Regions from separate parts of the Homo sapiens genome. Here region 1 is linked to region 2. A link is an interaction called in ENCODE POLR2A ChIA-PET data of the cell type or tissue named here. Cell type or tissue: endothelial cell of umbilical vein. All regions are shown on one strand. Links, peaks and the distances in the headings refer to the core of each region. The heading gives the core; the rest is flanking DNA.

The links. ChIA-PET counts read pairs that join two places held together with the same protein. Peaks named below come from ENCODE experiments on the same cell type or tissue, not always from the same donor. Only the 100,000 strongest peaks of a DNase experiment are listed, where the experiment ranks them.
Region 1: POLR2A ChIA-PET joins it to region 2 with 7 read pairs; 1 of 35 experiments calls an interaction of 5 or more read pairs at or near these places.

The regions. Positions count from the first base shown.
Region 1 is chr7:130,903,274-130,909,860 of GRCh38, forward strand. The region is part of intron 6 of LINC-PINT (long intergenic non-protein coding RNA, p53 induced transcript); the gene reads right to left. Among named protein-coding and RNA genes, the nearest start is that of LINC00513, 6.9 kb to the right of the region's middle. RefSeq lists an enhancer at 119-1,318. In endothelial cell of umbilical vein, for the core only: no CTCF peak of the experiment used is centred there; DNase peaks (open chromatin) are centred at 978 and 2,528; H3K27ac peaks cover 2,877 bases.
Region 2 is chr7:131,541,368-131,547,954 of GRCh38, forward strand. All of the region lies in intron 1 of PODXL (podocalyxin like), which reads right to left. Among named protein-coding and RNA genes, the nearest start is that of PODXL, 12 kb to the right of the region's middle. RefSeq lists an enhancer at 3,012-3,855. In endothelial cell of umbilical vein, for the core only: CTCF peaks have their summits at 3,696 (motif pointing right) and 5,459 (motif pointing left); DNase peaks (open chromatin) are centred at 3,754 and 5,464; H3K27ac peaks cover 1,704 bases.

The DNA.
Region 1 (6,587 bases), core at 909-4,908, 640 kb before region 2:
CAAGGAAAGCTGGCTGAATAAAACTGAGTGGCCCCAAGGATACAAACACCTCCAACACGAGTCATTTATTTATGAAAAGTGAATAGGATACAAATTAAAAGCTTGGGCGCAGGAGCCAGACTGCTGTGACTTGAATCCTGGCTCCTCCATTTCCAACTTCCCCCAGCCTCAGTTGTCTATCTGTAAAATGGGTCTCATAGTAGGATCTGCCACACAGGATTGTGTATTAAAAGAGATAATCAATATCGAGTATTTGGCACAGTGCCTGGCACATGGGGCTCCCAACACATGGTGTTGGTGGTGTTCCTATTTGTTGTTTTTCTCTTGTAGCAATGCTGAATCCAGTCTGCTCCCACTTACAGTTTACATGATGGAAGAATTAGAGACTTGAACACAGAAATGAATTATCCCTGTTAACCCTAACCCCAGAACATTGAGGCCACAGGAAATACAACCGCAGTGACCTGGACTTCTGCGTTAGTCATGATCAGTACGTATTAGGTCACAGCTAGTCTACGCTTTATCACATGGTGGTGACATTCCAGTTTCATATGAGAGGGCTCTCAGTTAAGTAAGTGCACTAAAAATGCATACTGGAAAACACCCGTGATCTATCTAAAACATTGTTCCAGTGCCCTCGTTTTTTTGTTTTGCTTTGTTTTTTTAAATCCCAGAGAGCAATACCATAAAATATTTCATTAGACCTTTTTATTCAAGATCCATCTTAAAAAGTTGAGGCTGTACCTCAAATATCTTTTATTTTCCTTGCTGACTTGTTACATGACCCCCACTGGCCTGTGAATATATCCAAAGATTTTTCTGTGTTTTAATCTGAACTCACTTTGAAGCTATTTATATGTTTGGCATGGTAACACAATGGAGGTAATAAACACCATGCAGGTCTGACTCAGCTTTGAAAGCAGCTTTCTGAGTGACACCTTCCTCAGGATTCCCTGAGCTAACTTTATGGGATCTGGTAAGTAACTTCATATTCACTCCATAGCACTTACGATCTCCCAATCATTTCCTGCAGATCTAGCCTGGAAGCTAAATTTTAAAACTAGCTGTGAATTTAGAAGATGATTCATAAGCTCTGTGCATACCATGGTTATGACTGGTGGAAGGCAGAGATTCTTACATCAGTCTTCTTTACATTTTAACAGCAAGGAAAATAACAGGTTAGAGGAGTACTTTGTATCTACCCTCCCTTGCTTCCGGCAAATTAATGAAAGCCAAATAAATTGCAACACTTTGATATCTGTGTCTCTGTAACGTTAAAGACAGCCCTGGGCTGCGAGAGATGAACGTGGTAGAGCACCTCCGGGCCAGCTTCCCAGTGGAGCAATGGTATTGGAGAGGTGGACAACGTGGGGAGGCTGAGGGAGCTAGATCTTCGAAGGCAGAGAACAACACGGTGTGTCAGGCAAGCCACAAGCTCTTTTTGCAGCATAAAAGCAAGAGGGGAGAGTGGCAGGGGAAAAACTCAGGTTATTTATTTTTTTTTTTTTTCTGAAAACCACTTGCTGAAATAGAATGCCTCTTCTGAATACTGATGTCATTAGACTATCAATTTAGGTTATATTAAATTTTTTCAGGATAGCTATCCTTAAATTTCAAAGCATTTATTGGCCAGGTTTCTAAAGTGTGATAGCATCATTCACCAGGAAGCAGGGAATTTAGAATCGAGGTGACACCGGACCACAGAGTGAGTCTCTGGTGTAGAGGCAGGAATATGCTCAGTAAGGTAGCTCGTCAGCCGTAAGGCTGCCCAGGAGTGAGGCTTCCTCTGCAGGGTCTCACGGGTGCCTTCTCATGCCTTTTACTGGAGCCATATCTAATGACTTTAAAAGGTTAACCCTGGATCTGTTCTGGTGAACTTCATCCATGTTTGTAACATCCTAGAAAGTATTTATTCTGAGAAGCTGAAAAACAAAAAAAGATCTTCCCAGATTTCTGAAAATGGGGTGGATACTGACCTACATTCAGTGTTCTAGATTAAAATCACAGATTTTGGATAGAGAAAGTATTCTCTGTAATCTAATAAAACCAACTTTTTTTTTTTTTTGAGAAAGAGTCTCGCTCATGGCCCAGTCTAGAGTTGCAGTGGCACGATCTCGGCTCACTGCAACCTCTGCCTGTCGGGTTCAAGCGATTGTCCTGCCTCCTGCCCCAGCCTCCCAAGTAGCGGGGATTACAGGCATGTGCCATGACGCCCAGCTAGTTTTTTGTATTTTTAGTAGAGGGGGGGGGTCTTGCCATGTTGCCCAGGCTGGTCTTGAACTTCTGACCTCAGGCGATCAGGCCATCTTGGCCTCCCAAAGTGTTGGGATTACAGGCGTGAGCCACCACGCCTGGCCAAAACCAACATATTTTATGGATAGGAAATTGAGGCTTAGATGGGGGGGAAGAAAAACATTACACAGATTAAACCACAGCTAATGTCAGGTGGTGACCAAAGCAAGTCTTTTATTGCAGGCTGGGTTTTTCCATGTGGCTGGTTGTATGCTGCACCAAGAGGCAGACACAGTAGGCCAGTTTCCTGTGCAGACCCAGCTGCAATCCCATCTCTAAGCCAGGATGCTATTAGGTCTCAACAACCCATGGGAATTTAGGGTGCTCATGATTTAGGCTGGAAAGAGGTGACTAAGCTCCTTGATCTAAGGTCTATGCAACTGGCCACTCACTGCGGACCAGGGACATTCAATGCCAGACAGCGGTAGGGCTGGTCTGGGGCGGCAAGCCAGATCCTGGGCAAAGCAGCCTTTCTGCTAAGGGTTCCCTGGCAGACCACGACGATGGCCTCTTGCAAATGTGACCTGACGGTGGCAAAAGTCTTCTTTCAAAGCCCATTCCTAGGGCCTGCTCTTTCCCCAGCACTGTCCCCCAGGAAGCCCCCTTGCTAGCCATATTCATAAAGTTAAACGACTAAAACATGTTTTGGAAAGTAGTTTCTCTTGGTATTTTAGTGTGTTGTTTACTCTCTTACTGTACTAACAATATAAATTGCTAAAGGCTTCCTGGAAATCAAAACTGCAAATTAGAGAAAAATAGGGTTAGAGAAAATGTCTTTGATAGTCCACTTTGAAATTCAAATAATGATTTGAGAAGTTTAAGAATTATTACGTGAATAGATGGTAAAGTGACAGAATATTAATTATAGAATCTAGCCAGTGTATTTTTCATAATAAAATATTGGAAAAAAGTATTACCGCATCTTCTGTGCATACCAATATCCAACAAGTTCATGGGCTCCTACCGCTGGATATAATAGCAAAAAGTCTTGAAATATAAAATAAAGGAAGCACCACAAATTAAATAGGGAAAGATACATGACTCAAAACATGATGGGGGATTTACTTTGTGAAACAAAGTCCATTTGGATCTTTGTTTCACACTTTTTTTTTTTTTTTTTTTAAAGACACAGGGTTCTTGCTCTGTTGCCTAGGCTGGAATGCAATAGCATGATAATAGCTAACTACAGCCTCAAGCTTCTGGGCTGAAGTGATCCTCCCACCTCAGCCTCCCAAGCAGCTAGGACTACAGACACATGCTACCATGCCTGCCTAATTTTTAAATTTTTTGGTAGAGGTGGGGTCTCACTGTGTTACCCAGGCTTGTCTTGAACTCCTAGCCTCAAGTGATTTTTCCACCTTAGCCCCCGCAAAGCACTGAGATTACAGGTGTGAGCCACTGTGCCTGGCCACATCTTACTTCTAATTTGGTGAGTTTAATGTTAAAAATGAAACTTTAAAAAAAAATAGATGAATATTTTCTAACTTCTGGGTAGGAAGGAATTCCTAAGCCTGAGGTAACAGAAGTTACACAGGAAAAAAAAAAAGATAAAATAACTTACTCCACTACATAAAATATAAAGGTTCTCATGAGAACACATGGACACAGGGAGCAGAACATCACACACCAGGGCCTGTTGGTGGGTGGCGGACTATGGGAGGGATAGCATTAGGAGAAATACCTAATGTAGATGGTGGTTTGATGGGTGCAGCAAACCACCATGGCACGTTTATACCTATGTAACAAACCTGCACGTTCTGCCCATGTATCCCAGAACTTAAAGTATAATAATAATAATAAAATAAAGGTTCTGTATTTCCAATAAAGTATAAGCAAAATTAAAAGTCAAAGAAGCTGGGAAAAGTATTTACCCCAAATATCGTATACACACACACACACACACACACATCGTTATAAATATATCATAGAAACAGTCACACCCTAGTAGAAAAGTTGATAATGGACACGAACAGAACATTTACAAAAGAAAACAACAGGCTGATGCACACAAGAAGAAAGTTCAGCGTTACTGGTAGAGATGAAAACATGCCACATGCCTGACATGGAGTGAACATTCATTAAATAGCTTCTGAGTAGATGAACCAAAAAGAATGTAACCTTTTTGTCTAAAGATAAAAAAGAGAGAACACTCAATGCTGATGAAGATATGGAGAGAAGGACATTTCATACTTTGCTAAAATGTGCAGAACTTGGTTCAAGCTTTCTAGAAAACAATTTAGCAAGGTATATCAAGAATCTTACAGTTAACCTCCTTTTACTCAAGAAATTCACTGTAAGGAATCTCTCCTAAGGAAATCATTAAAAATATGCCCAAGATTCATGTATTTAAAAGGTTAATTACTATAATAAAAAATAGTTTTTAAAAACTGGAAGCAAATTAGACACTCCCAAATTAGAGAATTAGCACCATTAGAAATATTTTAAAGGCATTTTAAAGCATAGGGAGAACATGCCTGTTTTAAAAGTGGGATAGAAAGTGTCTATACAGGCCGGGCATGGTGGCTCAAGCCTGTAATCCCAGCACTTTGGGAGGCCGAGACGGGCAGATCACGAGGTCAGGAGATCGAGACCATCCTGGCTAACATGGTAAAACCCCGTCTCTACTAAAAATACAAAAAATTAGCCGGGCGTGGTGGCGGGCACCTGTAGTCTTAGCTACTTGGGAGGCTGAGGCAGGAGAATGGCATGAACCCGGGAGGTGGAGTTTGCAGTGAGCCGAGACTGCGCCACTGCACTCCAGCCTGGGTGACAGAGCAAGGCTCCGTCTCAAAAAAAAAAAAAAAAAAAGAGGAAAGTGTCTATACAGGCTGGGCGTGGTGGCTCACACCTGTAATCCCAGCACCTTGGGAGGCCGAGGTGGGTGGATCACCTGAGGTCAGGAGTTCGAGACCAGCCTGACCAATAGGGTGAAACCCCGTCTGTACTAAAAATACACAACTACCTGGGCGTGGTGGCGCGTGCCTGTAATCCAAGCTAATTGGGAGGCTGAGGCAGGAGAATTGCTTGAACCCAGGAGGCAGAGGTTGCATTGAGCCGAGATTGTGCCACTGCACTCCAGCTTGGGCAACAAGAGCGAAACTCCATCTCAAAATAAATAAATAAATAAAGTACCTATACAGAATTATGCTGATTCTGCAAATTGTGTGTATGTAGGAAAATGCTGGAAGGAAATACACAAAACCCTAATAGAGCTTTGAGGATTAGAGGTAATATGTGGAATCTAAAATAGTCAAATACAGTCCATAGAAACAGAGAGAGGTGGTTGGGGGGATGGGGAGATGTGGGTCAAAGGGTATAAAGCTGGAATGATGTCAGACGAATACATCTAGAGATCTGCAGTACAGCATGACCACAGTGAAGATACTGAATATTTCTAAGTGCATTTTAGGTGGGCTTAACACACATGCACAAAAAGGTAACTGTGAGATGGTACACTCACAGCTGGAGTGTAAGTTATTATTTTGCTTTGTACATGTTATATCAAACCAGCATGTTGACACCTGAAATATATATGATAAAAAACAAAGGAGGTTTTATTACAAATGAGTCAGAATAGAATGAAAAACACCATATAAAAAATTAGAAGAGTGATCCCCTGCTTTGGAGACAGGTCTCACTCAAGTCCTTATCCACATGGTGCAACTGCCCACTGGCTCTGTCTCTGCCATTGACTCTGTGTACTGACATGTCTGAATGCCACCTATCCCCCCTCACACCTGGGCCCCACCTGTCCCCCCCTCACAGCTGGGCTTCCTCTTGGACTGCATTTTGTGGTGAATGATGCCACTTGATAACCCTGGCCACTCTGCCTGCGTCACCCTCCCCCATTTCTCCCCCGAATCCATCACCACCTGTGTCCTGACCAAAGCTTTCCATTTGGCCTCCTTGCCTCGATGGCCTGTCCCACACCCGCACCCCCTCGAGTCATTCTCTTCACTGCAGCCCGCCTGGCCTTTCTGAAGTGCACATCTGACTTTTGTCAGGATCCTGGGTGGAAATCTTCAGGCAAGCAAGGCGCGGCATTCACACCTCTGTTAACAAGCACTGCCGAGTCTGCATCTCCCATCACCCCTTCCCCACACACACAGGTCTGCGCCTCTGGACAGGCTGCCCCACCTGCCTCCCATCCAACTAACTCTGTCAAGCCTGTCTATTGGGGTCAATTGTGACTTTGCCTCCATTGGAAGCTGCGCGGGGTGGCGGTTGAGTGTCACAAGCCCTGCGCATGCTGTTTTTATGCTCCCATGGCACTCATTACACACTGTGACTCTGTT
Region 2 (6,587 bases), core at 1,675-5,674:
CTTGGGGGTGGGAAGGTGTTGCTTAAAAAGAACAAACAGGCCAGGCGCAGTGGCTCACACCTGTAATCCCAGCACTTTGGGAGGCCGAGGCGGGTGGATCACGAGGTCAGGAGTTCAAGACCAGCCTGGTTAACATGGTGAAACCCCATCTCTACTAAAAATACAAAAATTAGCCGGGCTTGGTGGTGGGCGTCTCTAATCCCGCTCCTCGGAAGGCTGAGGCAGATAATTGCTCGAACCTGGGAGGCGGAGGTTGCAGTGAGCCACTGCACTCCAGCCTGGGCAACAGAGCGAGACTCCGTCTCAAAAAAAAAAAAAAAAGACAAACAAACCAAGTAAGTGGATATCATTAAACAATTGAGGACTGGCTCCCTTGTCCCCTGCCAGGGCCTGCAGGGAAAGTTAAAGGCCATGTTCCTTTTAAACAAAGCCAAGTCATCATGGCCCTCCCTGTGTTTGAGACGCTAGAGTTCGTCAAGGAAGCCCGGTTTCCTATGGGCACCGCCTAGGGAAGTGAATCAAGAATCTCAGGGCCAGCCCCAGTTGGAGCCAGGTGTCCAAACAGCTGAACATTCATCCCCTAAAAGTAGTTTCATGACATCAGAGAGGGGGGACAGAGGCATGACTGAGTACATGCCTCAATGACATACACACACACTCATGCGCACAGCTGTGAACTCACAGCTCTTCTTTTTCCAAGAAACTGGGAGCAAAATATTTCCCTCTGAAGTTTTGCAGGTCAGGAAAGGGGTCAGGTTTGCTTAGATCACACAAGATTGATTCTGAAGTCAGACTTGGGGCTCCAAAAGGGGTGGAGGAAAGGAAGGCACCGTCTCTTGCCCCCTGGCCCTCAAGGCTCCATGCCCCGTTCTCTCTCTGCCCTCTCTCTCTGCCCAGTCTGGCTACCCTGCAAGGTGGGTGCAGAGGCCCAGATGTCTAGGCCAAGTTTATTTGGCCACTCCCATGCCCAGAACAAGAAAAGAAGGCTAATTCAAAGTGGAAGGGAGGCTGGCTGCGGTGACTCACGCCTGTAATCCCAGCACTTTGGGAGGCTGAGGCATGAGGATCACTTGAGCCCAGGAGTTCAAGACCAGCCTGGGCAATATAACGACACCTCACCTCTACAAATAATTTTTAAAATTAGCAAGGCATGGTGGTGCATGCCTGTGGTCCCAGCTACACAGGAAGCTGAGGCAGGAGGATCGCTTCAGCCTAGGAGGTCAAGGCTGCAGTAAGCCATGTTTGTGCCACTGTACTCCAGCCTGGGTGACAGAGGGAGACCCTGTCTCAACGACGACAACAGCAATAACAGCAACAAATAAAGTGGAAAGGGGGTACCTGGAGCCTCAAGACGTGACTCTAGGTAAAATCACCAGCATCCTCCGCCTTGGATTTCTCGTCTGGAAAGCATGTACAGCGCCAGTTAGAGCCTCCCTCCCTCTAGAGCATGGCAGTAGTGCAGCTTCTAGGGAGAGGCAGAGCCAGGATCACAGGATCCAGAGATCCTGGTCCGAGGAGCTGTCACCTTTCTTGTTTTCCCTTACAGCCTGGTCTTTGCTGGCACAAGGTCTAGAGATGCAGAGCACGAGGAGCTGATGCCACCCCTCGGGCTGGACGCAGGGGCCAGGGACAGGCTGGGGCTGAGTTCACGGTGCTCTGTGACCAGAGGCTGGGATGTTCTCTGCTTTTCTTTTTTGTCATCAGTTCAGCCAAATGTATGTTTTGAAGCCACAGTTTTCTACTTTTTAAACTTATTATTTTCATATTTATTTAAAGATAGGGTCTTGTTATGTCATCCATGCTGGAGTACAGTGGCACAATCATAGCTCACTACAGCCTCTCAAACTTCTAGGCTTAGCAAGTAGTACCCACCTCAGCCTCCCAGGTAGCTGGAATTACAGGTCCATACCACCATGCTTGACTAATTTTTAAACTGTATGTAGAGATAGGGCCTCACTATGTTGCCCAGGCTGGTCTTGAACTCCTGGCTTCAAACGATCCTCCTGCCTCGGCCTCCCAAAGTGCTGGGATTATAGGTGTGAACCACAGTGCCAGGCCATCCCTTGTCCCCTGCTCTTTAAAAGCCATGCAGGCATCACATTCCTCCGCATCCCAGAGTCATAATGTTACAGCTAGAGGAAGCCTAGATGTCATGTGATCTCAGCCCAACAAGTAGAGACGAGCAAGCAGTCAGAGGACCAGGCACCACCACGCCTTCTTTGGCATCTAAGAACCATGTAGTCCCACTCCTAGTGCAGCTCTCCAATCCTGTGGGGTCTGAGTGCCCACATATACCTGGCTCCAGGTGCTGCACCCCTCTTGGTTGTTGGACAGGGGAAAGGGAGGCATCTGACCTGCAGTGAGATGAAGAAAGGGCCGAGGCCAGCAAAACACGAAGAGCCCCCAGGACACTACAGGACATGTGTCCATGCCCCCCTTCACATTACCCAGGAATCCGTGGTGTCACTGCCTGTCCCCAGAAGCCAAATGCATGAGAACAGCCCCCTCCAGCCATTCCCAATGGCTGAGAACATCCACACTGTCCAGCTGGGTTCCCTCTGCATATGCAGCCACACACACCCATCAGTCCCATGATGCCAGCAGTCCTGGGGCCGAAATCACCCAGCTTTAGACCATGGGAAATACTAAACAGGAAGGCCCCTGAGAGCCACTGGGCCAGCTCCTCATTCACAGATGAGGAAACTGAGGCCTGCAGGGAGGACACTGGGTTGTGAGTGTCTGGACAGAGGATCTGTTTCTTTTGCAAACCCACTCCTCAGCTCAACACCCAACTCAGATGGACCCTGCTGGTTTTCTTCACTGTGCCTGCCACCAGCCCTGTGTACATGTGGCGCACCCACACAAATACCCAGCGCTTAGCCAACAGGAGACCCCAGGGCCAGTTATAGCTGGCACATGGACATGATTGCCCTAGAGTGCCTGTGGCATTCAGAGATGTGATTCTGTGTCAACAGGACCAGACTTCCAGATTCATCCAGGGCTGTAAAGCCAGAGAATTTCCCTGCCCAAGTGTAATCCCCATAGGATGCCGTGGGTGAACGAAAGGCCAGGACGGCTCCCACCCTGCCCTTCCCCAGAAGCCGATCCACAGCACAAGCTCTCTAGAACCCCAGCCATGGAGAAGCAAAACCCAGGATGACCTCAGGATGAGAAGCAACTTTTTGGGCGGTGCTCTCAGGGCCTCCAGATCAGGGAGGCGTGGGCAGGAGTTAGGACAGCACAGGCCTGGGGAGGGAGCAGCAGGGCCTCCGCACGCACGCCCTGTACTACGCACGCACGCCCTGTACTACGCTTGGCAGTGCCCCCGGGGCAGGATGCAGGACTGCATCTGGCTGAACAATGGGCACCCCTCCTCATTGTCCCACCTGCGAGTAGTGCCTTAGGTGCTAGCTGCAGCTGGAAAAGCACATGCAAGCTGGTGGCTTAACAAACAAGCACACTACCCCCTCAACCACCAACTCCCAGGAACAATGACAGCATGAAGGTGGATGAGACCCATGCACTCAGCAGGCCCTGTTTATCCAGAACTGTCTGTGAGCCACTATGACAGTGCTGGCTACCAGAACATCCTGGAATCCCCTTCTCCAAGCTCCTGGGGCAGGATGACAGGATGACGGGACTCAGGATCTAAAACAGCACCGTGATGCTGTCAGGGTCAAGGACTCAAAAAGCAGCAGGGGGCAGAGGCACAACAGGAAAGAGCCAGCCACAGGCAACCGGCAAACAATGTCTGCCCCCATCTGGGCAGAAAGATCAAACATCAAAAACACACACTTCCATAATTCTTTTAACAGAGCCTCCCACTTCTGGCTGAGAAGCAACACCACTGCAAACACTCTTGAGGGGCCACCAGCCTGGAATGTAACTTGTTCCCAATGGACTCTGGGGCAAGCAGCCTTCAAACTGGCTGCGACCTGCCATGTTGTTTCCTATAAATCCCCTAAGGTCAGAGGGCCCTCTTCATTTCAGCTAGACACATGTGAGTGTGTTGTTATAGCTAACGCTTTTCCAGCTTGGTCTTTACGCAGGACTGTCTGGGTTTTAGTACTCTAAGTCCCACATCCCAGGATAACCTGTTTATACTGGGTAATCTGGGACAGTTGGTCACTCTATCTTCACATCAGTATTTCCCCCAAAATGTCCTGGGGAAACATGAGTGTTTCACAAGATGTTAAACACTCTCGTTCTACTAAAGAGAGGAAGCTGTTCCTCTCGATGTTCTACTAAATCTAGATCGATGTTCTACTAAAAAGAGGAGGCTGAAAAGGAAATGGTCCCATAGTTAAAGTACGTTTGGGGAATGATGGGTTAAACAAAGGTAATAAGTAATCTTCCTTAGAGGATATTTCAAAGCATGTAAGATCATAATGTATTTTGACCTTCTAAGAAGGGAAATGTATTCATTTTATTAAATATTCATTGAGAGCATAACTATTAAAATCTTGAGGATTACGAAATGTTCTTACTGGACACAGTTTGGAACACAGCTTGCTTTATGGAATATAAAAGTAAAATAAAAAACCTCATATGGTGCTAGCCCAGACTTACCATGTGGGTAAACTGAGGCACAGAGCAATGCCCCCAAGGCAGATCTGTGAGTACTTCCTACCTTCCCTTCCTATCTTCCTCCCACTTTTCGGCCTTGTGAGGAAATATTCCTTTCTCTAGTTGTTGGACTGTAGCTCCATGCACCTCCCCCATGCCCTCCCTTTCCTGAGAAGGAAAATGGAGAGCTGGCCATAGAAAGATCAACATCGTGTCACTGCCTGCTTCACTGCCTGGCTCGATGGCATCAAGAGGAATTTGGTGCAAGAGAGGGGGTAGGCTCAGGGTTGGATGATCTGAGAAAGGAAAGTGAAAGGGAGACTGGGATCCCAGGGCTAGGAGGGAGTGTACAGTGGGCGTGTCCAGGAGCTGATTACCCAATCACAAGCGCCATTTATCCAGGTAGAAAGAGAGCCAAGAGGTGGAAGACTGCATTTAACCACGTTATGGGCTAACCACCTAGGGGGCTGCCAGGATCGGGGTGCAGGTGGCTTCAGAAAGCCTGTTTTGGGCCGGGCGCTGTGGCTCACGTCTGTAATTCCAGCACTTTGGGAGGCTGAGGCGGGCGGATCACTTGAGGCCGGGAATTCAAGACCAGCCTGGCCAACATGGGGAAACCCCATCTCTACTAAAAATCCCAAAATCAGCTGGGCTTGGGGGCAGGTGCCTGTAATCCCAACTATGGGGGAAGCCGAGGTGAGAGGATCGCTTGAACTCCTGAGGCGGAGGTTGCAGTGAGTCGAGATCGTGCCACTGCACTCCAGCCTGGGCAACACAGTGAGGCCCTGTCTCAAAAAAAAAAAAAAAAAAAAAAAAAAAGTCTGTTTTGACTCAAAGCCCCAAAGTGAAGGGCAGTGCCCCCTAGGGGTGAGCTGAGGAGCACCAGGCAGGAATAGGAAGGCAGGGGGCGCCATCTCAGTGGCTTCTTAGCTAAGCCCACCCTGGCCACCTTCATCTAAAACTGCGGTCTCCAACTAACCCTGCCTCCCCGCACTGAGGCCCCCAGCCTGAGTAATGGGGAAGGGCCTTGAAGAAGAAAACCTGGCCCTGTGAGGTCGCAGAGGATGCTGCTCTAGCATGGCGTTGGGGGTGGGGTAACAGGGTCTGTTGACTCACACTGGGCTAGGGCTGACGCCAATACAAGAAATAAAATCAACATGCCAGGTGCGGGTGGCTCACATCTGTAATCCTATCACTTTGGGAGGCTGATTAGGCGGATCACCTGAGGTTGGGAGTTCAAGACCAGCCTGACCAACAAGGAGAAACCCCGTCTCTACTAAAAATACAAACTTAGGTGGGCGTGGTGGTGCATGCCTGTAATTCCAGCTACCCCAGAGGCTGGGGCAGGAGAATCACTTGAACCCGGGAGGCGGAGGTAGTGGTGACCCAAGATTGCGCCATTGCACTCCAGCCTGGACAAACAAGAGTGAAACTCCGTCTCAAAAAAAAAAAAAAAAAAAAAAAATCAACACGTGTGGATGCTTTCTGCACATCAGAGGCACCACCTACATGATCCTATTTAGCCCTTGCTATGGAGGAGGGCACAATACCTATTTTCCCGCTGGAGAAGCCCAGGTCAAGGAACAAGTCTGAGATCACAAGGCTAACAAGTGTCGAAGCTGTGGCTAAAATCCAAGCCTCTTAACTGCAGAGTCTAGGGCATCAGCAGAGATTTCCATTTTTCTTCTCTTCACCATCACAGCAAAATTTTTTGTCAAAGGAATTCTTACGTAGAGACCTATCATACGGAACAGTTAAAAGTAGGCCTTCGTGAAGAGGATGGACGTAAAACTCCCCCCAAATCGGCCTCCTCTTAATTTTCCTCTCCAGGTATGCACCCCAAGCCCTCAGTGGCCCCCAAGGCAGCTCCACGGAATACCACCCGCAGGTTTCAAAGTCACTGGCCCCCGGCTGCTGCTGTCACTGAGAGCTCATAGCCAAACCCCTAAGACAGTATTTCCTTGGCCCTGCACTCACCTGCTCTGAGGTGAGAGGGAGAGATGGGGAGCAGAAACACTTCT